Regions from separate parts of the Homo sapiens genome. Here region 2 is linked to region 1. Evidence: read pairs that join two places in POLR2A ChIA-PET (ENCODE). Cell type or tissue: MCF 10A. All regions are shown on one strand. Links, peaks and the distances in the headings refer to the core of each region. The heading gives the core; the rest is flanking DNA. Region 1 overlaps ARHGAP26 (Rho GTPase activating protein 26). Region 2 holds the start of ARHGAP26-IT1 (ARHGAP26 intronic transcript 1).

Evidence for each region. Peaks named below come from ENCODE experiments on the same cell type or tissue, not always from the same donor. Only the 100,000 strongest peaks of a DNase experiment are listed, where the experiment ranks them.
Region 2: POLR2A ChIA-PET joins it to region 1 with 17 read pairs; 5 of 35 experiments call an interaction of 5 or more read pairs at or near these places.

What each region holds. Positions count from the first base shown.
Region 1 is chr5:143,136,708-143,149,569 of GRCh38, forward strand. ARHGAP26 (Rho GTPase activating protein 26) reads left to right here. Exons shown (of 23, transcript NM_001135608.3): 20 at 10,524-10,674. Among named protein-coding and RNA genes, the nearest start is that of ARHGAP26-IT1, 49 kb to the right of the region's middle. In MCF 10A, for the core only: no CTCF peak of the experiment used is centred there; DNase peaks (open chromatin) are centred at 4,354, 6,114 and 6,524.
Region 2 is chr5:143,190,095-143,202,956 of GRCh38, forward strand. The region is part of intron 20 of ARHGAP26 (Rho GTPase activating protein 26); the gene reads left to right. ARHGAP26-IT1 (ARHGAP26 intronic transcript 1) reads left to right here and starts at 2,406. Exons shown (of 2, transcript NR_046816.1): 1 at 2,406-2,538; 2 at 3,818-4,072. RefSeq lists an enhancer at 10,748-10,907. In MCF 10A, for the core only: a CTCF peak has its summit at 2,097; a DNase peak (open chromatin) is centred at 5,597.

The DNA.
Region 1 (12,862 bases), core at 2,582-10,581:
CCAGCCACCCGTCACTGTCGGGTGAGCAGATGATAATGCACTGTGAAGTTTTCACACACTTCACCTTTCTCTTTGTCTGGTCTATGGACAAAGACAGAAAACTTTATCCTAGCACTTTGCTGAATTTACTGTTTGGCATTAAAGTACAGGTAACGATTATGCAAATGTAATAATTTGTGAAAAAAGGTATATATTTCCATATAACAGTGATTTCAGTTTGAGGCCTCCTGACACACCTAGCTCAGTGCTTCCCAAATGCCAGTCATGTACATAACCCCTCATTCACCATTTGTGCCACAGCCACATAGCTCATGCACTGTGACTTATTTAATATACTTCTTTAAGTTAACCTTAAAGCAACTCACTTCTTTCCCTGGCTTCATCCTGATACATAAGACCTCTAAGAACACGACTTCAATGGTCTCACTGTATTATTCTCTAATATATGTTAAAATAAACATGTAACCATTAAGATGGAAAGTGGTCATCCATATCCCACCTTAGAATTATTTTGTGTCCCACTTGTGGAATGCATATCACTGTTTGGAATCCACAAACTGGCTTTTAATTTTGACTGACTTCCATCCTTCCTCTTAATTTAAGTATAGAAACTCAAGTTCCTTTCCTCCACTCAACTAGAATTGGGTTCAGATATTGTCAGTGGGCTGTGGACACTTGCCGTTCATGTCAGTTTCCTGCTGTGCCCTTTCAGTTCATAGTGACACCTGTCCTGGTTTGATGCGACCTTACCTTTCTTCAGGTTCTTGCCACAGAGCAGATACCTGGTTGGAGGGATATGCTGTGAGGGCACACATGCACCCATAGGCACATGCACATGCGCACTCCCGCATACCTCTCCTCTACCTTCACACTTGCCCTGCGATCATTTTCAGAACCTCATTTCTTTTGATAAGTCTGTCCACCTGATCCCTTTTGAGTCCAGTCATTCTCCTTTTTCTCTTCATTGATGCACTTGCAAGTTAATGTTTATTTGGCATTCCATTTGTCAGTCCTCTCTCCAGTCCGCAGTTGAAATGCTTAGTGGGGTTGAGGCTTCCAGAGTAGCTCACTTAGGTATTTCCCTCAAAGAGACTCCAGGTGCTGTTGGCAGCATACATTTTTCTCCCAGCCTCTCTGCAGTGTCCTTACTCTGTGCAAAAGTTGGAGCCCACTGTTTGCTCTTAGAGGTGAATCTTGGCCTTGGATTGTCATTTGCCTCTTCCTTCCCAGAGAAGAAGCTCCTCAGGCTCAGGCCTCTGCCTTTGCACCTGCACTTCAGGCTCATGGTCTGGGATATTAGAATATGCTCATAGATGTGTGTCTTATTTGCCAGAAGGGGTTTTTCCTACAGTGTGAGTAGACCAGTTGTGTGCCCAGGTCCCTGCCTGCGACTCTCTCTCTTTAATCTATGGGTATTAGTATAGTCTTCTCTAGGTGGTTTTGTGTTTTGTTTTGTTTTGTTTTCCTTTTCCTAAACGTAAAGCTGTGGTCTATTCTCAGAATGAGGAGCTTGATGGTTTCTCATGCTCTGTGCTGGGCAGGGACTTAGGTCAGTTATAAGACAGCAAGTCGCTCCTCATATCATAGGCAATGTGTGATGGAAATGGGGCTAGGAGTGAAATGGGAGCAGCCTCTGAGATGAAAACTTTGTGGACAAGAGGAAAGGGAATGATGGGGAAATGCAGGATTTAGAAAGCATCGTAGCAACAAATACAAACCATCAGGAAACCACTGAATATTTTAGTGAGGAAGGAGCTAGATATCAAAGTTATCTGTAGACAGTCAAGGAAGGTTTTCTGAAAGGAAGAGTTTTGAGAAAGATACAAAATGATATGAAGGGTCCCATTCTGGCCCAATAGATAGGAACGGTGGTCTGTGATGGGAGAGTCTCTCTGTGAGTAGCAGTGGGCAGCTCTTGTCTGTAGAACTGCGGAGAGAACTGTAGAAAGGTGATTTAGCCAAACTGAACCTGGAAGACGTTTTCCCTAGAAATTGATTTTTTTCTTGTCTGTGTTTAATATCTATGACTATATAACTTACCAGGTGGTTTCTTGTGTTGGACATTGTGCACCACAACAGCCCAACTAATCTTTAAAATTATATGACACAGGTACTGTCCCTGTTTTACAGTCGAAAGGAAATAAAATTTACATTAAATAGTGTACGCTCAGGGTTACACGGCAACAACGTAGATTTGAACCCTGTCATTCTACCTCAAAGTGACACTGTTAACCAGTCGTTATTTTGCTTTCAAATTGTGGGATGGTTCCCCAGGAGATGCATTCTTTTAGGGTTAGCTGTTGTGACCTAGTCCGCGAACTCTTCCTTATCTCCAAGGGAAAATGTTTCCAGTTCCACTTAAGAACCTGGAGTTCAAAGTTTCATTCAGCTGGGCATCTGCCGGTAAAATGCTGAGGGGCTGGGGTGGAAGTACAAATGGATACATTTGGTAAAGAACTTTCAGGCCAAACTAAATTTGAACCTCATCTAATAATAACAATAAAAATAAAAATAATTATAGCTCTACTTATGTGCCTACTAACCTCATTATCTCGTGTCATCCCCACAATTGATGATAATCCTGTGAGGTAGGTTCTTATATCCACATTTTACAGACAAGTAAACTGAGGTCAAGAGGTTAAGCAGTTACACTGTCAGCAAATGGCAGAGAAGGGATTTGTACCCAGGTAGTCTTCTAGTCTTCCTTCCCTATACTTTGTTATCTCCAAAAGGGTACCTTTGTCAGTTCTTGAGCTACAGAAGTGAAAACCTTGCTAGCCTGAGTTACAGAAGCAATGAAAACCATCTGTTCCAGCTTCCAGGGCTACATGGGGGCAGTTGAACCATATTGAATGGGTACCTCAATGTGCGTCCTGGCAGGCTGCAGCCACGTGACAGTCTCCCCTCCAAATCTAGCACCAACTACACAGAGAGCGATATGTGTTGAATGGTAGCTTTAATATGCTCGGCCAAGCCACTCACGCTCATTTGCGATCACCTTCGAACAGATGGAACGAGGTTTTTCAACTGTGCTCCCAGATGAATGGCAGCAAAGGAGATTACTCTTTAATCTCCAAGTTTCCACACAGATACACCATCCAGCAGAGACTGTACTGGTACATCTAGGTGAAAGGTACTGACACACACGCTGTGCTTTTTCTGGACGACTGTAGAAGGGGGAGCCAGAAGGATTGAAGGGAGCCAGCAACAAGGTCTTGTACCTTATAGATTTCTTCCAAGGGTTTGCAAAGTGACACTTAGGATTTATTCTGTCCCAAATTTTTAGCATTTATACCAAGATGTTGAAATGCGTTTCTTGGAACAGTGGTTCATAGACTTGAGTGTGCATTTGAATCTTGTAGGGAGCTTGTTAAAAATACAGATGCTTGGTCTCCTACCCAGGATATTCTGAGTCAGGAGGTCTTGGCTGGGGCTCAAGCATCTATATTTTTAAAGCACCCTAGTGATACTGATGCTAACTCAATTTAGAGAAGTACTGGCTTGGGAAGGTGGGGACAGTCAGGGTGGCTTGTCTTCTGTCATTAGCAGAACATCTCTTTGAATCACTGTTGGAGTTTGGAGCACCCTGGCATGGTGGTTGAAAGTGGAGGCTCTGCAGTCAGACTGAGATGTTTTAATGTCATCTCTATCACCTACCACTCTGAGACCTGGAGTACGTTACTTTCCTTTTCTGAGCCTCCATTTTCTCATCTGTAAAATCTATCACTAATAATAGCTTCCTTGGAGGGTAATTGCCATGATTAAGTGAGCCAGTATATATAAAGTACTTGACATTGGGCCTAGACCATAGTAAGCACCTAATAAATGTTAGCTACAATTATGATGATTATCATCACGCTGTAGTTGTATCTTACAACTGACTAAGGAAATATCCTTCCCTTTGGAGCCTGCAGATTCCAAAAGAGAGGCCCATATGTGAGGGAAATGCAGATTCCCCCCGGCCCCTGAGACAGCCTGTCTGAGGCTTGAGTGCAAAAACATCAGCAGCCTAGGACACATTGTACAGTGTCGGTGGGGGTGGGGGTGGGGGCAGGAGTGGATTCTTGGGCCTTGTTTTACATGGATCATGTTAACTAGCTGCTGAGATTATAGCTCTGAATAATTTTTTTAGTTCCGTTAATTCATCCTAGACCCTCTCCCAGACAGGCCCAGTGAGAGGTTGAGAATTCAGCTTATATATTTCTCATGTGTGTCTTCCTTGTTGAAAAATGACTGGGAATTCATACTATTCAAAGGCTTACGTAATGCCTTTCTCTGAGCAGTCAAAGCTGTAGCATGTGCCCTTTCTCAGGTTGCCTTTGCAGATCCCGGGTGCCCTGGGCACACCTGTTTGCTTTGGCAGATGACATGTTTATTCACATGGATTCCTGTTGTCACACGGGCTGCAGAAGGTGTGTAATGTGTTTCTTGGGTTAACTATGTGTAATTACTACACGTGACTGAAAACCACGTTGATAATGTGGCTATTAAAAAATGATGCTGTGGAAAGCTGGTGGCAGGAAAAAAGTTCCAGCTAGACCCATTAAATGAAAACAAGCCATTCTAGGCGCATACTTTTGGCACTATCACCAAGTGAACAAAGCAGATACCATTAAGTATGATGTGAGTCTGCTTCGTTAAAAAAGTACATGTCTGTGTGTGTGTATATGTATATATTCCTCTGTGTAGCAGATCGATTGGACATTTACACACCAAAATGAATACAACTGGAGCGTGGCCCATACGGGATATCTGTGTGCAGATGCAAATGCTTTTCTAGACTTTCTAAATTGGAGAGAAATGCATATTTCTTATATATTCACTTGGTTTTAAGTTATTAAAAACAAAACTCCCTAATTGCACCTTTCATGTACTATCTCAAACCCATTTTGCTGTGAGTCATGGTATAAAAGTAGGTGTGTAGTTTCCTTCTAATGAGCAAGAATATAAGCCGTCTGTACGTGGACTCCCTCAGATCCCAGTCAACTGTAAGTTAACGGGAAACCAACTTTTCCTAAAAGCAAGTCTCACATAGAAAAGAGGGCTGTCTTGTGAGTAATACAGTGTCCATTTAACTCTGATCATTCAACCCCCTAGTCAACATTCATCAGAGGCCCATTCCTCCTTTGCGGTTTCTGAAATGGTGTTTTAGGGCCAGTCTTCCTCATTGTGCCTCCACGTCTCTTTCCTGTGGATCAGTGCAATCCCAGGCCACCCACAGTGACTTCCCCATTCTCTCATGAAATTCAGTTTTATTGGCATTTTTTCCCTTTGCAAAGAAAAGGGTTATTACAGGTGCTGCAGGGAGTCAGTCTGTCCACACAGAACCAAAATCAGAAGTCGTTTTGCTGAAGATAATCTGTCAAAGGTTTTAATATCATCTTTCATGTACTATGATCAAAACAACAGATTGACTCTACTTTTCACTTTTTTTTTTTTTTTTTTTTTTGAGACAGTCTTGCTCTGTCGCCTAGGCTGTGGAGTGCAGTGGCACGATCTTGGCTCACTGCAACCTTCGCCTCCCGGGTTCAAGTGATTCTCCCGCCTTAGCCTCCTGAGTAGCTGGGACTGCATGCGCCCGCCACCACGCCCAGCTAAATTTTGTACTTTTAGTAGAGATGGGGTTTCACCATACTGGCCAGGCTGCTAGTCTCGAACTCCTGACCTTGTGATCCACCTGCCTCGGCCTCCCAAAGTGCTGGGATTACAAGCATGAGCCACTGCGCCCGGCCTACTTTTCAACTCAATGTATAGAGTCTATCATCACCCAAACTCCTTTTTAAGATTTTTTTAAAAAAAAAACATTGTCCAAACTGTTTTTATATACCCAAACATATTACGCAGACTGCTTTTTAAGTTTGTTTTTATCATAGGGACTGAGGCTGCTGGGTCAGCCTGAAATGAGACCACCTCAGATTTTAGTGTGGCTTGGCATGTCACTATTATCAGGAACAAGAGCTACAGGGGGTAAAAATTGCTTCAGAAAGTCTGATTCCAAGCTTCCCATGTACTTGGGTATTTCCCAGAGATGGTAAACTCAGAAATTGCTGTGCACTCATCACTTTTTATTGCAAAATTCATTAAGCTGCTGTGCTATTATCATCCCATCTTGTCAAGATGATACATTACAGACTTCATTGCAAAACTTTAACAAGTAGGAGAAAGTACACCTCTCTCCTGACCACAGCACAGGAAAGCCTCTGGGTATTTTGTGTTTGCCTTCCTATTTTTTTTAATATAAATCTCCTTGTCTTTGTAAAACTTCGCTCTGTCTGGTAACTCCCTTTTCTCCTTGTTTGATCATGTGGAGAGTCTGTTCCCTCCTTTTGGCTCTATGAGGCATCCTGAGATGCTGTTAAAGAACAGTCCTCTTGCCTCTTCTTTTTGCCCTCTACTCTTAGGCACCATGGAAAGTTGGGATATTAGCCTGTATTCTGACAGAGTCCCATGCATGGGGGGAAACCTCCCGCAAATGTTTCGTATTTACCCTCCAGCTCTGTGTATTCAGTGAGCCAGACCTGTTCGGGCCTGCCAAGACGTGTGAATTTGGCTTGGCTCTGTGAGTGCTTTCCTGGCCTCGCCTCTGGGTTCTGTGATAAACAGAGCTCCTGCCTCCCCTGTGTGATGGGGTTGCCATTAGAGTGGGTCGGAGTCACTTGGTAAATATGGAAAGTGAAGTCGCTTAGCTCCCAGATTTCCATGGCAACCCCCAGAACAAGTACAATATCACCAAAATTATTCTGCGGCTTTCCTTTTTTAGTTGCAGTGATTTGGTTGCATACTCATGTTTTTCCGTTCCTGATTTGTACAAAAAACAAAAACTCTGCCCACTGTCATCAGTACTTTGGTTTCAAGGACATTTATGGTCCCTGTCTAAAGCACCTGAAAAATTCAGTCACGCAAAACTACCCCTTTCTGTTCCAGCAGCATAAATTTTTGACTGTGTATTATTCCCTTATATTTAATATTTATCTTATAACCATTCACGGAGCCTTAGTGTCAGTGACCCATGGGCTAGGCACCAGGAATGGATGGCTAATGGTGACCTCACCTGCCACGTTAATGGATGCTGTATGGCCAGACAGCATGTCCCTGCCCTCGGGTAGTTTGCATCCTTAAGGACCAAGTTCACATGCAGTTTGTCACTCCTTATAGAACATATGTTTGTGAAAGCACTGCCAATGCATGCTTACCATTATTTGGGGATTTATTTTATCATGTTCTTGTTGCTGAGGTCTTGTTTTCTGTGATTGATACAAAGACAGATTCCTGTTGACAAACATGTTTGAGGCGGGCAAGCATTCTCACTGACTTCAACCAGTTTAGGCATACTCCTGAGTTGTGGGCATTCTTTCCTTTTTGACATGGTCCTCTGTGATCTTGTTGACTTGACTCATAACTAGCTGTTTTTCTTTTGAAGCCCACTAGCCTATAATTTTTTTCCTTCAGCAACATAATTGCCATCAGTCCTTCTTATACCTTCTATGAGGATACCAGAGCTGGATTGAATCATCAGTGACTCAGGGAAGTCTAGCTATGTTATTTGAAGGATTTGCTTAATTTTAATTTTTATTTTTTAAAGTGTCTTCTAGGCTGCCTGTTCTTGTGCGCTTCTGTCAGGAGCAGTACTCATTTGCCTAGCTGATGAAAAACTTTCCTGTTTCGAGTGACATTACGGGATCATTTTTTCTTTATTATTATTATTATTTTTTAAAGGAGGCAGAGTCTTGCTCTGTCACCTAGGCTGGAGTGCTTTGGCACCATCATACCTCACCACAGCCTTGAACTCCCAGGCTGAAGCAGTTCTCCTGCCTCAGCCTCCCAAGTACATGGGACCACAGGTGTGTACCACCAGGCCTGGCTAATTTTTAACTTTTTTTGTAGAGATGGGGGTCTCACTGTGTTTACCAGGTTGATCTCAAACTCTTGGCCTCAAGTGATCCTCCCACCTTGGCCTCTGAAGGCGATGGGATTACAGGCATGAACCACTATGCTTGGCTCATTTTCTCCTTATTTCCTAATTGACTCCAAATGCTGTAAAATTTGTCTTGGTATAGTTTGCTATAACCACTAAAACATTTGATTGGCTGTTGGTCTTATTCTCTACTCTTTCCCTGGAATAATCCTCACCTGCCTACTTACCGTCAGTAAAGATTGTCAGCCTTTTGGCTTTGATCTTCTACCTAGATGTTCTCAGTCTCATTATGTGTTGTCTACAGATGATGAGACCTTTCTTCTACAAAACTGTAGTCGTTTTATAGTCAGGGAATGCCAGGTTTCTGGGTTTTCTTGTCATATGGCCCAGCAAGGGATACCAATAAAGAGTCAGCCTTTCAAGATGCATATTTGGCCCTCTTGGCTGTAAAACTATGAAGCCTTATGATACATTTTTATACCCTCCTTTACTAATGGATAGTAAGGGAGAAAAATAATCTCCTGGTAACATTTTAGAAAGACGAATATACTTTTAGCAAGATATTGTTTTTAGTTTGTAGAATGATAATCCTCTCCTGGAAAAGTAAATATAATCACAGGAGAAATGTGAGCAATAGTTATGCTCTTCTGTTCCCTAAGAATTCTGAGAATTATGCCATGCAAACTTAGCCCTTTAAGCTTCTCAAACTAAAGTTAATACAACTGTTTTTCTTCCTGTCCTGTGAAGCAGTAAATGTCTCCAGTTGAAGCCCAGGGAACCGTCCTCACTCTCTCTCTTTATATGGTAGCCTCCAGTTCCTCATGGTCTTTCGGGCATCTTTGTATGCGTGTCTTGTGAAAAGGAAAATTTTACTGATACTGATTCATACTGATAAATGGCACATCCAATCTCTCAATGATCCCCTTATTATGTAATCTTAGCGTTGTTTTTCTTTCTGGTAGGAAGTTCCCATTTACAGGCCCTGTTAGTCCTCCTACATCTTGGCTCAGTGTAACTCTTTTGGTTTCTCTTTGTTGTCGTTTCTGTTCAAAAACGAAGCTCTTAAAATATGAACAGTTTTAAATCTCAGGCATCAATTCAATCTACTTTTTCCAAATCTACTTTGAGTACAGTAGTCAGGAGCTAGCCTCACAGGGTTTTTCTCTCTCCTGTGGGGCTTTATCTAGGGCATTAAGGATTTGCTAAGATATCAGGGGTATTGGGGTGAATGTGTATGTATTTAACGTGAGGCTTACTCTAGAATCACTTTGTAAGCATACTTTATTTTTACATACATGACTCGTGCAAAGGGAAAAGTATTTTTATGACACATCACCCTCTTAATTGCCTAAAGAGACCTGAGTTCAAATATTGGCCTTTAAATTATCATACCAGTGACTCTAGACTGTACTCTGAGGGATATATTGTAACATACCCCTGACTCGCTGCAAAAAGGTCCAGGATTAGCCTAGATATGATGTTTAAGTGAATTAATTTTCAGAAATATCAGTTGATTTTAATATGGTATATCTGTAATAAATAGGGGACAAGAATCACATTCCACATCTATAATATTTTGCTACAGTAATGGTGGATGCTGGTACCATTTAGCTAAATTATCTCCAAAATTTGTGTTTTCCATTTATGATTCCAAGTTTTTAAAGATGGGAAGAACATAAAGTTCTGTTCTTTGAGCAGTGTTCTGAAGTTTACAAGATACATTCCTGCCTATGATCCCACTTGATCCTCATGACAGTTCCACAAGCTGTGAAAGGCAGTTCTTGTTCTCCCCATTTTATAGATTGTTAACCAGGAATCCAAGATCAAGTAGAAATTGCCTGAGGCCACATAGCCAGTCAGGGCTTGAAGAGAACTCAGGTTTTCTGTCTCTTGGCTTGGCAGTATTCTCCAAGCATGAATATGACTGCTGGGACTATGGACTCAAGTGTTTTGTTGTTGTTTATAGGCAAACCATTCTGCAGCCCATTACAGAGCGATTTATCAAAGAATTCACTTGAAGTCAAACACCAAGTACATGGAGCTAGAGGCAACACAGAAAGATGTGTCTGAGAAAGGGTCAGGAATTTAGACTGGTGGAGTCGTAAGGACATTGGTGGCTAAATAGTAGATCTTCTCTGGTGAGGCTCTATGGAATTGGAGGTGGGACATGGCCTGATCAATTAGAGCAATATTAGAGGCAGGAGTTTTAGAATAAAAGGTGAGTGTCACAGAAGCCAAGGGGATCTGGGTGAATGTGAGGGGTCTGTGGAGGCTTTTCTCTACTCTGGCAATCTGCCAGTCAAAAGAAGATGCAATTTATGGTGCCATAGTAGGGCCACTCTTAGAAAAAATCCTGGCTTATATTAAAGGGGAGATATATCCTGTTATGACGAGGAAAGGGGTTTGCTTTAAAATTTCGAGTCACCTGTTCCCCCTTGACTCTTCCTTTCCCACTTTTAATTCTTAACCTTTTCTATGTTGTTTCTTAAGCTTCCCTGGGATCAGAGATCTTGATCCAGTCTTATTCTTTATACATTTTTGTGCATGTAGCAATAGACTGTCCCTATGCAATAATATTAATATGGGACTTGTGGCTTTTCCCCCCCAGAGGAACAAAGGAACAGCATCATCAACTCCAGTTTGGAATCTGTCTCATCAAATCCAAACAGCATCCTTAATTCCAGCAGCAGCTTACAGCCCAACATGAACTCCAGTGACCCAGACCTGGCTGTGGTCAAACCCACCCGGCCCAACTCACTGTAAGTATGATGTCCAGCTGCCTACCCCACAAGGGCTTTGGTCAGCCATTCCACCTAGAATTTGCTGTCTGGCTCCATCTGACTTTGGACCATTATCCCCTGAACATTATTTAAACCTCCTCCCTAAACTGGGAGCTCAGCTGGCTTGTTGTGGGTTTTTAAAGCATCATCATCTCAGAGGGAGTCGTTATTCTTAACATACTGCTTCTTAGCCTTGGTGATTTTTGATTTACTGTCCTGCTGAGATGGCTTTGGTGATAGCTATTGCCTGTGCTGGCTGCTAGGCATGAAAAGCAATTTCTGTAAGTTTTACAAACGTCCAGGGACTGTAGCAGCTCTGTGGCCGAGTTTGTTTCACTCATCTATGTTGTCTCGGTTTCCCTCCCCACTGACTATGTTGGAAATGTTCAATGCCAACTCCATGTCCACTTCCATAAGGAAGAGCCCCCAGGAGCCCTTTGTGTCTTCACATCCTCAAACCTTAGCATGACTATGACTTCTTGACAGAGACTATGAAAGAGAAGAACCCTTTTTGCTTTATTTTTCAGCATTGAGCACCCATAGTCAGGACAATTAGTTTGGGGGCTGGTTGTCTAGCCCTCCACAGAAACTAGGTCTACTCTGCTAGGATCAGAAAGTTCTCCCTCATGGTTTCAACCCCACATTGCTTCACATGCTTCCTTAGACTACCCCATAAATCTTGTCAACTAGCGCCTTTGCAGAAAGAATGTGAGGCCATGACCGGAACAGTTGGACTCTCAGGCTACAGTTATGTAAGACTCAGGAAAAACAGATGATTTTCCCATTCTCTAAGTGAAAATACATTGAGGTTCAGCCACAGACTGTCTTCAGGGCAGTTGTTTCACGTGGGGAGACGCTAGCATGGCGGTGAGATGCTAGGATGTCGGTAACCTTTTCCTGCTCCTCCACATGCCATAGTTTCATGACAGCACCCTGCCATTCAATTGCTGTGAGATATTTACAAATCTGCAAAATGAGTCTGATAATTTCTGCCTTAGAAGACACTAAGGGCTATTAAATGCTTGGGAGGAGAGATGACTCCAAATGGACTTAAGAGGTACATAATAAAAATGTGACTATACTGTAGGATGAAATCTGAAACTGAGAATATAAGATCTTTTTAGTTGTTGGCAGCTTTAAATCATACTGATGTTCAGGAAGTTTAATTATTTGCCTGTTGAGTGGTAAATCACATGTTCCTTCACCAAGAAGTGGACCAGTGCCTCAGGACCTCAAAATAATTGAATTTGTTTGGCTTATGGGCAGTGAGTCTCTTCCGGTTCTCCATGGCTGGGCTTGCCTAGGGAGCCTCCCTGCCTTGAGGTTTGACCTTCTCAGGTTCTCCTATACCCACTTTCCTAGACTTTAGGGAGATTCTATTTTCTTTACTTGTTTTTTTCTTCAGTTGGTTTAATTTTCTGTACCTAGCAGTTGCTGAAGTGATTCCTTGCTCTGTATGAGCAAGGTTGAATTTCTAGCCCAAGTTGCTTAACATCCCCTGATTTTAGCCAGCCGCTACCAACTAGTGGTCTGTAATTTTCTTTTCAGTGGCTGGTAACTGTGGGCCCCTGAGTCACTGCTGAGTACAGTGTGTACAAAGAGGTTGCTTAAGCAGCTAAGTGGAAAAGGGGAGGTGTGTCTTTTAAACAGGTCCTGAGGAGAAGGCTTGGGATTTTTTGTTTTTTAGGTGTCTAGATACGATTTATTTTCATAACATCCTGGGAATCGCTCTGCCCACTTCACACCACCCAGAGGGACTGTTGCCTGCCTGGTACAGATCTGGGGGGCTTTCCTGGGGAAGGGAGGGTGATAACAGGAACGGTTCTAATTGTCTCTGGAGGAGAATTAGAAAAAGAAGTGTGGGTGTGCCTCCAACAAGACCACTGTCCTTCCAAGCTGAGTGAGTCGCTGATTGATACCTTTGGGTCTTGAGGTCAGGGAAGGTTGTTCCTGAGGTAGAAGCAGTACCAGCATCAGCCCTGATACCAGCGTCTGCCATGGCCCTGAGTGAGAGCCATGTCAAAGTCCCCCATAAGCTCTGCAGGCAGGCTCGCAGCCACTTCTCAAACCCCAGGCAGTGAGGTGATTTTCCTGGGATCCTGTCTCCCTGATATTTTCTGCCTGGGATTTGCTGGTGTGGATCATGCATGGCTGTTAGGCAGTCCTA
Region 2 (12,862 bases), core at 1,852-9,851, 53 kb after region 1:
TGAATAAGGATTTACTGTAATGATTCAAATCCTTCACCAAAGAGGTAATTACAGCTTCCTTGGTAAGAGCAGAGCTCAGGCAGACAGACAGGTGGTTTCTAGTTTCTCTTATAACAGATGGCACAAATGGACCAGCTTCTGAAGCTTTTTGAGGAAATTTGCTCATAAACAGTTTTAAATATTTTTCTTTTATATCTTCCAACACATGCTTCTTAAAGTAAAAATGCTTCAGTAGATTGCAGGCAAGGGCACATATTATGAATAGTGCTGCACGGGGCAGGGTGCTTGCAGTTTGCCTGAGTAGCAGATGCAGCATGTCAGGAACATAAGAGGGAGGCTCTGTGCGCCATGGTGGCTAGATATACATTGAATTTTCGAAGTGCTTAAGGAAAAAACAAAGCTGTCCACCAAGAATTTTATGATCAGCAAAACTATTCTTCTCAAATGAAAGTGAAATAAAGATATTCCCAGACAATTTCTAGAAGAAAGCATAGGAGAAAATGTGTAGGTTAGGCAAATACTTAGATTTAACATCAAAAGCACAATTTAAAAAGAAAAAAATTAACAAATTGAACTTGACCAAAATTAAAAATGTTTGCCCTTCAAAAGACACCACTGAAAAAATGAGAGGACAAGCCACACACTGGGAAAATATATTTGCAAATATTATCACTAATAAAGAACTTGTATCCAGAATCTATGCAGAAATCTTACTACTCAATAAGAACATGGTGTCCATAGAATGGAATAGAATTCAGTAATAAACATGAATTGACTACTTATACACGCCAGAACATGGGTGAACTTCAGAAAACATGCTAAATGAAATGTCAGACACAAAAGACCACACAATATGCAATTCCACTTTTGTGAAATATCTAGAAAAGGCAGATCTCTAGAGTTAGAATGCAGATCAGTGGTTGCCTGTGGCTGAGCATGGGAGCAGGGCTTAACTGCAAATGGCAGGAAGGACCTTTTTGGGGTGATGGTGGCATTATAAAACTGAATATGGATGATGCTTGCACAGCTCCATCAGTATTCTAAAAGTTGTACACTTAAGTAAGGCAGATAAATTTCATGGTATATAAATTATACCTCAATAAAGCTGTTTTAAACTCTCCCAGGAGTACAAAGCATTCCTTAAATGTTGATAACTGTTGTTGTTTTTATTATTCTGTAGGTAGTGTAGACAAATGATACCAAAATTAAGAGAGAAACATTAAATGACTGTGTACACCTTGCTTGAGTGGACAAATATGCTTTTCATTCATTAAATTGGCTCTTCCAAATAATTAAGTAGATCTTGGGAAAATATATGCCACACTTTTACAAGAGGGTATAAAAGGATTAGTGGCCGAGAACAGAAATTTCCAAAATGTGAGCTGTGTGACACTGAGATAGCTGAAATAGCTTTAAGTGGTGCTTGGGTGAACTTTATTCTATATACTAATAATAATGAGATATTATTTGCAATGGGCTAAAGTAGACATTTGTTAAAGAGATCAATCTAAAGAAAATATTAAGAAAATATGTATTAAAATTACATGTGATACACAGATGTGACAAACGTCATGAAGGTGGGACACTCATGACTGAGTTTGGGCGCCACCACCCAGTAGCCAGGAGCAAGAACAATGCCAGTGGGTGGCTGAGAATGAATACTGAAACACAGGCATTCATCCAAGTTTATGCCCAATGTGCCTGTCTCCCTCCCAACCAGAAATGAAATGTCTGAATGTCCCCTTCCATCGTATTTGTCAGGCCTGTCTTAGGCAAGCCGACAAGTGGCCATATGTGGAGCTGTCGTGACAACACCAGAATGAGAGCTGTACCGTTTTATGACATCAGATAATTCTGACTCAGAAATGTCTGCCTTCCCTGTCTGCCAGCAGTCTTACCCTTGGTTTCTGGTAGATCCATTTCCATTCTTTTAACTATTTACTTGATCCTGTGGAGTCTTTCTTAAAAATACAGTCTTTAGATATTGTCAGTTCTAAGCATTCACAGTGTGCAAGAGATAAAAGAGGGATAAGACAACTGCAATTCAATGTAGCATCAAGACGGGAAGAAAAACACAGCCCTTGAAGATTCCAAGGAGAAAGATCTAACTCACTGGAGAAAGATCAAACTCATCGTGATATCAAAGAAGCCTGAGGAAGGAGGTCGCATTTGAAATGGGCTTTGAGTGGCGGATGAGCAGTGGTTACAGGAAAGGGAAAGGCATTTCAGATGGGAACAGCAGCACCAGCAGGAACATGGAGGTGCAAAAGGTTAAAGCATACTCATGGCACAAGTAAAGCCATTTGTTTAGAACAGGGGTAGGCAAACCAAGGCCCACAGGCCACATCCAGCCAGGTGCCTGCTTGCTCTATGGCTTGTGAGAAAAGAGTGTTTTTCCATTGTTACATTTTAAATGGTTATATAAGTAGCTAAATAATATTCTCAGTTTTGCCTCTTGGCCTGCAATGTCTAAACTATTTACTTTATGGCCCCTTAAGAAAAAGTTTGCTGACTTGGAGACCCCTGGGGACTTTGAAGGCAAGTAATGAGTACTGAGAGGGGAGTTGGGGCTCTATTGTGAAACGCCTTGGAATGAGGAAACCCAGCTAGCTTAAGGGAAAAAAATGGAAGTCATAAGCTGACATTTTGGGAAGTCTCATGGTGGATCTAACCCTCAGCACATTTGGATTTAAGAGCCCAAATTATCATTTTGCTTGGCTCTTCTTCCCTCTTTTTTTTTCATGTTAACTTCATTTGCAGACAGATGTTGGCCATGTAACATGAAAAAAGATCTCTGGTCACCCTAAGCCAATACATTTTATTGTTGGATCCAGAAAGAAGAGCATTCATATGCAGTAGGCGCTCCTCATCTACGGTTTTGCTTTCCTTGGCTTCAGTTACTTATGGTCAATGACTGTCTGAAAATATTAAATGAAAAATTATAAAAACAAATAATTTGTAAGTTTTAAACTTCATAGCATTCCAAGTAGCATGATGAAGTCTTGCTCCCCACATGATGAAGTCCTGCTCCCCGGGACAGGAATCATCCCTTTGCCACACTGTGGACACTGGCCACCCTTTAGTTGTTTAGTAGCTACCTCAGTTATCAGATTGACTCCAGGTATTACAGTGCTTATTTTCTTTTCTTTTTTTTTTTTTTTTTTTTTTTTTGAGGCAGAGTCTCGCTCTGTCACCCAGGCTGGAGTGCAGTGGCACGATCTCGGCTCACTGCAACCTCCGCCTCCCAGGTTCAAGCGATTCTCCTGCCTTAGCCTCTTGAATAGCTGCGATCACAGGTATACAGCCACCAAACCTGGCTAATTTTTGTATTTTTAGTAAAGGTGGGGTTTCACCATGTTGGCCAGGCTGGTCTCGAACTCCTGAGCTCGGGTGATCTACCCACCTTGGCCTACCACAAGTGCTGGGATTACAGGCGTGAGCCACCATGCCCCGGCCTACAGTGCTTATGTTCAAGTAACCCTTACTTTACTTAACAGTGGCCCCAAAGTCCAAGAGTGGTAATGCTGGCAATTTGCATATGCTAAAGAGAAGCCGTAAAGTGCTTCCTGTAAGTGAAAAGGTGAAAGTTACTGACTTAAGGAAGGGAAAATATATGCTGAGGCTGCTACGGTTTATGGTACAGTAAGATATTTTGAGACATTACATTCACATAATTTTCATTATATTGTTATAATTGTTTTATCATTGTAGTTGTTCATCTCTTATTATGCTTAAATGTATAAATTAAACTTTACCATAGATATATACATATAAAAAACATAGTATATACATAGTTTGGTACTATCCACGGTTTCAGGCATCCACTGGGCATCTTGGAACATAACCACCGAGGATAAGGGGGCACTACTTTGTTAGACTCCACAGATGAACAAGGGTCAGTTGTCCACACTGACCACTGTGGCCAGCCTGGATCACATGCCTGCCCTGCAGTGAAATCAGCAGGACACTGGACTCACCTGGGTCACTTAGGATGGAAAAGAACTTCTCCAAGTGAACCAGAAGAAGGGGAATGCAAAAATTCTAGAATAAACTGTAACTACATATTCCAGTCTGCCAGAGTAAGGAATTTATTCTACATTCGTTAAGTAATGAGAAATTTATGAGCAGGAAAATGCTCTTCATTCAACAACATTCAACAAATATTTATTAAGCTATGTCTTTAGCAGGTGTTTGTACTTACAGTGCACAGTAGGATGGACTGGAATGGTAAAAGGTAAAGAAAACAGGCTGGAGATTCTTATAATAGTCTAGGTGAGAAGGCCTTATCCTATGAGCAATGGGGAAGCATTGAAGTGTTTTAAGCAGAGAAATGATGTAATCATCAGATTTGAATTTCGAAATGTTCACCAAGAATAGTTCTCTTAAGTTAAGCATTTATGTATGAAACCTTTTTGCACTATAAGTTTGCTTAGTAACTTGTAGATTATCCAGAGTAAATTTGGATCCACCTCAGATTTGGAAAAAAAAAAAAATTTTGTGAGATCAGAATTGTGTTTTGCCATGTCCATTTTTCATTGACTTCTCTGTGGATATTTGGTTTTGAAGGACAAGAACTAGAAGAGAATATAAAAATGATTTTCCTTCAATTTGTTTTTATTCACAGATGGTGAAACTCTTTTTCTCCAGCGGAAAGGGTGATTTTGCTGGAAAATCATTTAAAGTTTTTTCCAGTCAAGTCAATAAGCTCCTCAGAACCAAATGAACAAGGGGTAAAAATCACCATGAGGCTTAGTAAGATTACATTCCTCCATGGCAGCCTGCGCCAGCCATTGTGGAGGGCCAGCGGGAACACAGGGAGAGTGTCAGGTTTGTGAATGGTCACGCTGAAGGAGCAGGGCCAGGTGTGGAAGATATAAATGGAGTAGAGAAGAAGCTTGAACAGATTAAAATCAGATCAGAGACAATTTTCCACATGTTTAGACTACTAAATAAGCACCAGAATTAGAGGGAAGGCTGCTACTCGCTTGGAGGGAAAGAAAGAGACTTGGAGACTTTTAGCCTTTTCATCAAAGTTCATCTCTCTTTCTCTCTCTGTCTCATCTGCCTTTCATGGTATCCGGACCAAGGTTCGTGCATTTGCAAGAGTTTAACTTAATCATCCTGGACATTGTCCTTGCAGAAGTGCTGCTTCTATTGCTGAAAAGTCCTGAACATAGTGAAATATTATAGTAGGCTCCTTACTCAAGGAATCTCCTCTCCAGGGTTACCTGTAAGCTGAAATGCCTTGGGCCACTGCTGCTAATTTTAGTTACTCCTTTGTTTTCAGCAGTGGACATTTAGATTCTTATTAAATCTTTTTCCTCCCCCTAGTCCAAACAGGAAATATTCCCTGAAAGTAGACCATACAGGAAAGTATGCCAGAGAGCCAATGCCCCTCAGCCTGTGTTGTTAACATGTTGTGCAGCTTACTCAGAATGCTACATCAGAGACATCCTCCTTGACGTCCCCCTACCCCAGGTAAAAGGAAGAGACCATTGATTTACTGTAATAAGTTTCCCAAAATAAAAAAGTCTCTAAAAGAGTCAACATAATTTCTCAGTGCAGTAGGCAGAGAAACAGTACAAGTTGGGAGCTGCCAACTGTATTATGCAACCTAAACCGTGGATTGGTGCAACAAAGGCTGAACTATCATTTTGCCTCTATTAAACATCCTTCTTCTATGGAGTAAAAGTTGTAGTTTGGGTGGCTGGGGAGACTTTTTTTTTTTTGTAATATTTATTAAGTTGTGGTTATAAAAGTAACATGTTAATTGCAAAAATATGTTTTAAAAGCACAAAAACTTTGCGTATGGGAACAAGGGATATAGGGGAATTCTGTACTTTCTGCTCAATTTTGCTGTGAACCTCAAGCGACTCTAAAAAAATAAAGCTATTTAAAAGTTACCTTTAATCTCATCACCCAGGGAATGCTACTAATATGTTAAGGTACTTACTGTTCATATGTTTTAAGATAGGCTTGAACGTGTATTAAAAAGTACATGAAATATAAATGTACGTCTTAACAAATTATTATTTAGCAAACACCCCCTAAATAATACTAAATTATTATTTAGTAACCACCCCCTCACCCCCCACTGGTTAAGAACTGCAGCCTTGCTGGTGTCCACATCTCTTGCTTTCTCCTCCCCCATCACAGTCCTCTTCTTCCCCACAAGGGCTCTAATCTCATGTTTATGGCAATCAATTAGTTTTTATTTATATTTTAACCTCATAAATACAGTCCATTCTTGTTTTTCGCGGTAGTCATGTTCTATAAAGTCACTGCAAACACGGAATTACTGAATACTAAGCCATTGCATGGAGGGGAAATACAGAGTGAGCTTCCTGTAAGCCCCTGGTCACAACATTTTCATCACCTGATCAGTACACCACCCTGTTTTATATGTATTTCTGCCTAAAGTCACCTCATTTAATATTATTGTTGATTTATTAACATTGAACTTAGGACCAGCAGCACTGTTAACTCATGCCTGGAGCTCATCTAACACACACATTTTCTCTATAAGGCACATTACAACCTTCTTGTGCTTAGGAACATTTGACAGTGCTTCAGCTGTATGCTTAGGGGCCATTTTAAATGGCAAAATCACCATTGAAGAGCATGAAAATGTGGTACTAGGTAGACCTCAAACAGACACTTGTTTACAGTATGAGAGCTGAAACAAGAAGGCAGAGCTTTGCCTTGTTTGACCTCAGCTGGGAATGTGCCGTTGGGCGACTCAAGGTTTTTGCTGCTCTGCACATGTCCTCGGATGACCTCAACAGCACCCCAGATGTTGATTTTGAGGTTACAGATACATTTTAGTAAGTAGGTGAATTTGCAAATAAGGAATATGGAAATAATGAGGATAGACTGTATATATCCCTAAATGCAACATTTTATTGTTTTGAGTTCAACTTCATTTGCTCAACCACATTTAAGTCATTTATGTTGCTGTAGTTCATTTTCATTGCTGTAGAGTGCACCATTGTATTAATACACAAAAATTATTTTTTTATTCCACTTTTTCTAAAATTTTGAATTTCCATTTTCTGCTTTTACAAATAATTTGCTCTACACATTCTAATACATGTCTTCCAGTGTACACATAACACACCTTTCTCTGGGGTGTATGTCTAGCAATGGAACTACTGGGTCCAAGGGAATGGTATCTTCACCTTTGCTAGATAATGCTACACTATTTTTGAAAATGATTGTAGCAATTTACACCCCTCCTGCAGCAAAATATGAGTTACAGATGAGAATGAGATGTACCTCATTCTCATAAACCTCTGGTATTTCCAGCATTTTGATGTTAGCTATTTAGTCATTCTGGTGGGTGTGCAGTAACATCTCACTGTGGTTTTAATCTGCATTTCCTGCAGCACAGAAAGGTTGAGTGCCTTTTCTTTTGGATTTTCTCTTTTAACATCCCTATTCAGGTTTCTTGCCCATTTCCCACTTGGTTGTGTTTTACTCACCAGTAAGAAATCTTTACATAGTCTGGTTATAAACCCTTTGTTCATTTTTATGTTGTAGGCTGCCTTTTTACCCTTTTAATATTGTTTTTGATATGCCCTCTCTATGCCCTACTGGATAAATTCCAACCCCTGTTTGGGAACCTTCAGTTTCTGGAATTATTTCTTCTAAAATCTTTATTGTTTGCCTTTGGCATTTAGGTCTATAATCCATCTGGAACACATTTGTTATGTATGGTGTGAGGTAGGGGATTCTGTCATTTTTTTCCATATAGATATCCAGTTAGTCTAGCACCGTGTATAAAAGAGCACTTTCCACTAGTAGCATAAAATCGTATAGGCCCATGATAAATTCCTAACAGTATAAATAAAAAAGTGAATGTCTAGTCCATATCTGTACATCCAGTTCCCCACTCTCAACCCCCTGAGGCAGTCATAGTTTCTTGCTTACAGATTTTAAGAATCATGTTTAAACATCTCTAGCATTTAAACAGTGGCTTTAGATTATACCCCAGAACAACGAAAGATTGGATGTAGTAGCACTATTGCGTCCCTTTTATTTGTATGTTACTTGAGTGAATTTGTTTTGGCAAGCACAATATCTTCATTATGTGGAGAAAGGCAATTGTACCATACTCAATTTAAGAGTTATATGCCTAGTAAGGAAGTATTGGGATTTCTTAGCAACTATTCAGATCTTTTGAGATAGCAATTGTTACCATATGAACACTTTATAATGCCCCCAAAATGCTTTAGTGTTTTCTTACAAATAAATTCACATATTGTGAAATTTTTTAGTTGAGAGAAATTTTTATTCTAGGCAGTTCTGTTGTGCCTGAAATGCGGTATTGGAAAAGATTGAGAGGCTACACTTAGGTTCAACAGGAAAGAATATTAAGGTCAATAAGTATTGTGAGCCACGGTGCACAATAGAAGCATTCTGCCCATTTAACCTTTCTGACCCTTTCCCTTGAGGTTTTTCTGTACAATGAGCAATTGAACTAGGACTGTTGTCCAGATGTCTTTGTTTCCAATCTGGAATTTTTCCCTCTACCTCATATTTCTGTATTATTCAGTGAGAAAAGATTCGGATTATTGACTTGGGGAACATTAAGGATGATGTATGCGCTATTCCAAAATCTTGAATTTTGTTTAAATCATAGAATTACTTACCATTCCTACTCACCCCATCTAAGTTTAAAGTTTATTTAAAACTTCAGAAATTATTTTATTTGTGTAAATAATTTCAACTTTTAGATTCAGGGAGTACATGTACAGGTTTGTTCCATGGGTATATTGTGTGATGCTGAGGTTTGGGGTACAAATGATCCCATCTCCCAGGTGGTGGCCACAGTACCCAATAGTTTAAGAATTATTTTTTAAAGCTAGAAAACAGAACCGCTGCATTGTAAACTAGTCAAGCTATTTTTAAAGTAAATTATTGAAGAAGTATTTTAAAATGCATTTCCCTATTATTGTTAAGACCTTAAGGGGATTTCACTAGTTTCATTAAAATAAGAAACCGAACTCTGTCATTGTTTAAATAAAAATGCATGTTAAATTATATTAGATGAGGGGAAATAATCTGTGCAAAGACATCTGCACATGAGTAGTAGAAAAGAACACGAAACAGTCAAGCTCAGGGACTTGTGGATTTTTTCTGCTCATAAAGTTGTGAAGTACATACTGAAAATCCAGGAGGTTAGGACTTATATAGGATTTCTTTGTTGTAAAAGCTTGAGTGGACACACATAAGGAATATATGTCTTCAGATTTTCAACAGATAAAAACTGGTTTTGTGTCATTTGGTCTGGTTCACCAGTAGCCAATTTACCACTGTTCCTTTTGGCTCTATTTTCTTGGCTAAAGTTTGATTTCCCTTTACCTTAAGTCAAGCCAGAAAGGGATATTTTCCAAGGAAGAAGAATTCAATGAAATGGGATTAGATTAGATAGGACATTTTAGATTTTCATGGAATTTTCTTCTCTTTTTCATCATAGGGGCAAAATCAAAGCCGCCCCCTGTTAGTTTAATAGCACCATCACCACCTAACAGTCTAACCTGGAAGGGGAACTGACAGCATAAAGACCAGCCCTGGGCCGGTGATCCGAGGCTCAGCCCAGGCCTGAGACATATCACTGGGGACCTGGACTGCAGATCATGGGCCACTGCCTGGCAGAGACGTGCAAATGCCAATTTTGCTGCTTCTCCAAAGTCTGACACTGTGGAGACTCTTAGTGCAAGACTCTCAGGCCCTTCCTTGTGTGCCTTATCCCTCTGACTTCATCCTTGTTTTGAAAGTCCTACACTAAGCTACAAATCCACTACTTTCTTTTCCTCTGGGAGCAGCCATACCTTTCAACTAGGGGGTCTCACATCTCCAGGTTGTGGATATCTGTCTCTTTATCCATCAGCCTGTCTCCTTCCCCACACAACCCTCTTGTCAAAATGCCCTTTGGAAAATTAAACATTGCTTCCACGTGGAAACAGAACACAGGAAGGGAATTGTATTCATTCGTACATCACTGAAAAGACCAGGAAAGCAAAGAGTCCAGGGTAACCTCTGAACACTGAAAAAATGTTCATCTAATTTTTTTCTAATGATCATGCTCAATGTTGGTGGGGTAATGGTGAGAAGGAATTGTCAGTGTTGGTGGAAATGCACAGCAGTAGAACCTTTCTGGAAAGCTATTTGGCACGGTATATCAACACCTTTAAAAGAAACTCCTAGCCTTTGACCCACTAATTTTACTTTCAGGAATTTATGCTAAGGAAACAATTGAGACACTGGCAGGGATTCTCTACAAAGATGTGAGTTGCAATGCTATTTATAATAGCTAAAGGGGGATAGGAGTCTGAATATACACAATAAGAAAATGGTTACAGAAATCAGAGTATACCATACAATAGAACAGCCTGTAGCCATTTTAAAAATATGTTATCAAAGGCTATATAATTGCATTGGAAAATGCCTTATTAAGGGAAAAAAAGGAGGGTATTAACTACATGTGTAGTATAATTCTCCAAAAAAAAGCGAGGAGAAATATGCCAAAGTGTTAACAGTGATTATCAGTGGCATAAATTATGTATGGTTGTATTTCTTTTCTTCTTGGTTTTTGGTATTTTCCAATTTTCTACAAGGCCGTCAGTAATTTTCATTATTAGAATTTTGAAAGATTAACTTTCTTCTTCGTGGTCAGCTTACTCCTCCAGTTACAGAACCTCTCATCTTATAGCAGCTCTACTACTGTGGTGTGGAGATCAGAGAGGGTCTGCCACATCCCTTGTCAGACTGGGAGCCTGCCTGGGCAGCCCTGCCACAGTATGGCAGGCATGCCCTGGCTGGTCCAGCAGATGTTCCATCATTCAAGTGAGTCACCACAGAAGGGTGTCAAGCTGATGATATTGCTACACACTGTACTTGAACTATCAGCCACAACCCATTATGCTGCCAAGCCTTTTAGCCTTATCTTCCTAAACCGTTATTCTTTCACTGTCCAGTGAATTTCAGAGACTGACTGGGACTGTCTGACTCCTTTTGAGGACACTGTGGGCCAGCAAACTAAAGTGGATGTAAGCCTACCAGTTGAATCCAAACCAGACCAGCAAATGTTCCTTGCATGCTACAGTGTATGCTGTGTTGTTGCTGTCATTGGGCCTAGATGTGGGGGCCTGGCAGGACCCCAGGAATATTTAGGGGCACTGGGCATTCAGCTTAATACACCCATCTGGACTCTGAGGGTTGTAGGAATGCCTTTAGCAGTCATCTGCTAAAATTGTAGTTATAAAATCATTTTCTCCTCTTTTAATTGTTTGTTATCCTTGGCTTCATTAGTGGGAAAGGGGTTGCAAATTTGATATTGGAGGTTTCAGAGCCAGGAGTGAAATTGACCATTTTGAAATTTGTCTGTTTTGTTTTGGGTTTGGTGAGGGGCAGGAGGGAGCAAGATTTTTATTTTGTTTATTTATGTATTTATTTTTGTCTGCCGTTGTCATTTTTAAGTAACCTACAGCCAGACACTTCTGTAGTGAAAGGAGAATTTAAGATTCTACAAAGAGTCTTGGGCCATAATAACCATCCCTGTGCGTCTTATATCTCACATATGTGTTCTATGAGTATGAGAACACATAGTCATACACCCTTAGTTTTGCATCAGAACTAAAATACAATGTACTCTCTATTTCTTGTCTGTTTACAGTCCTTCTGTTGCGACATGCATCTTTGCAGTACATAAAATGTGCAGTAGTATTGTTGATAGGATTATTGCCATGACTCTAAAGTACAAATAAACAAAAGGCATAATTCCTTTAGTCATTTAAAAAATCACAGAAGTGAAGAGTGCTGTAGATGTCTGTTAGGTCCGCTTGGTCCAGTGCTGAGTTCAAGTCCTGAATATCCTTGTTAATTTTCTATCTTGATCTGTCTAATATCTCAGTGGGGTGGTAAAGTCTCCCACTATTATTGTGTGGTAGTATAAGTCTCTTTGTAAGTCTCTAAGAACTTGCTTTATGAATCTGGGTGCTCCTGTATTAGGTACATATATATTTAGGATAGTTAGCTCTTCCTGTTGCATTAAGTTAGCTCTTCTTTTTGCATTGATCCCTTTACCATTATTTAATGCACTTCTTTGTCTTTTTTCATCTTTGTTGGTTTTAAGTGTTTTATCAGAGACTAGGATTGCAACCCCTGCTTTTTTTTTTTTCCATTTGCTTGGTAAATTGAAGTGAACTGCCATTCACAATTGCTACAAAGAGAATAAAATACCTAGGAATACAACTTACAAGGGATATGAAGGACCTCTTCAAGGAAAACTACAGACCACTGCTCGAGGAAATAAGACAAGGACACAAACAAATGGAAAAACATTCCATGTTCATGGATAGGAAGAATCAGTATCATGAAAATAGCCATAAAATAGCCATACTGCCCAAAGTAATTGATAGATTCAATGCTATCCCCATCAAGCTACCACTGACTTCCTTCACAGAATTAGAAAAAACTACTTTAAATTTCATATGGAACCAAAAAAGAGCCCGTATAGCCAAGACAATCCTAAGCAAAAAAACAAAGCTGGAGGGAACATGCTACCTGGATTCAAACTATATTACAAGGCTCCAGAAACCAAAACAGCATGGTACTGGTACCAAAACAGATATATAGATCAATGGAACAGAACAGAGGCCTCAGAAATGACGCCACACATCTACAACCATCTGATCTCTGACAAACCTGATAAAAACAAGCAATGGGGAAAGGATTTCCTATTTAATAAATGCTGTTGGGAAAATTGGCTAGCCATATGCAGAAAACTGAAACTGGACCCCTTCCTTACATTTTATACAAAAATTAGCTCAAGATGGATTAAAGACTTAAATGTAAGACC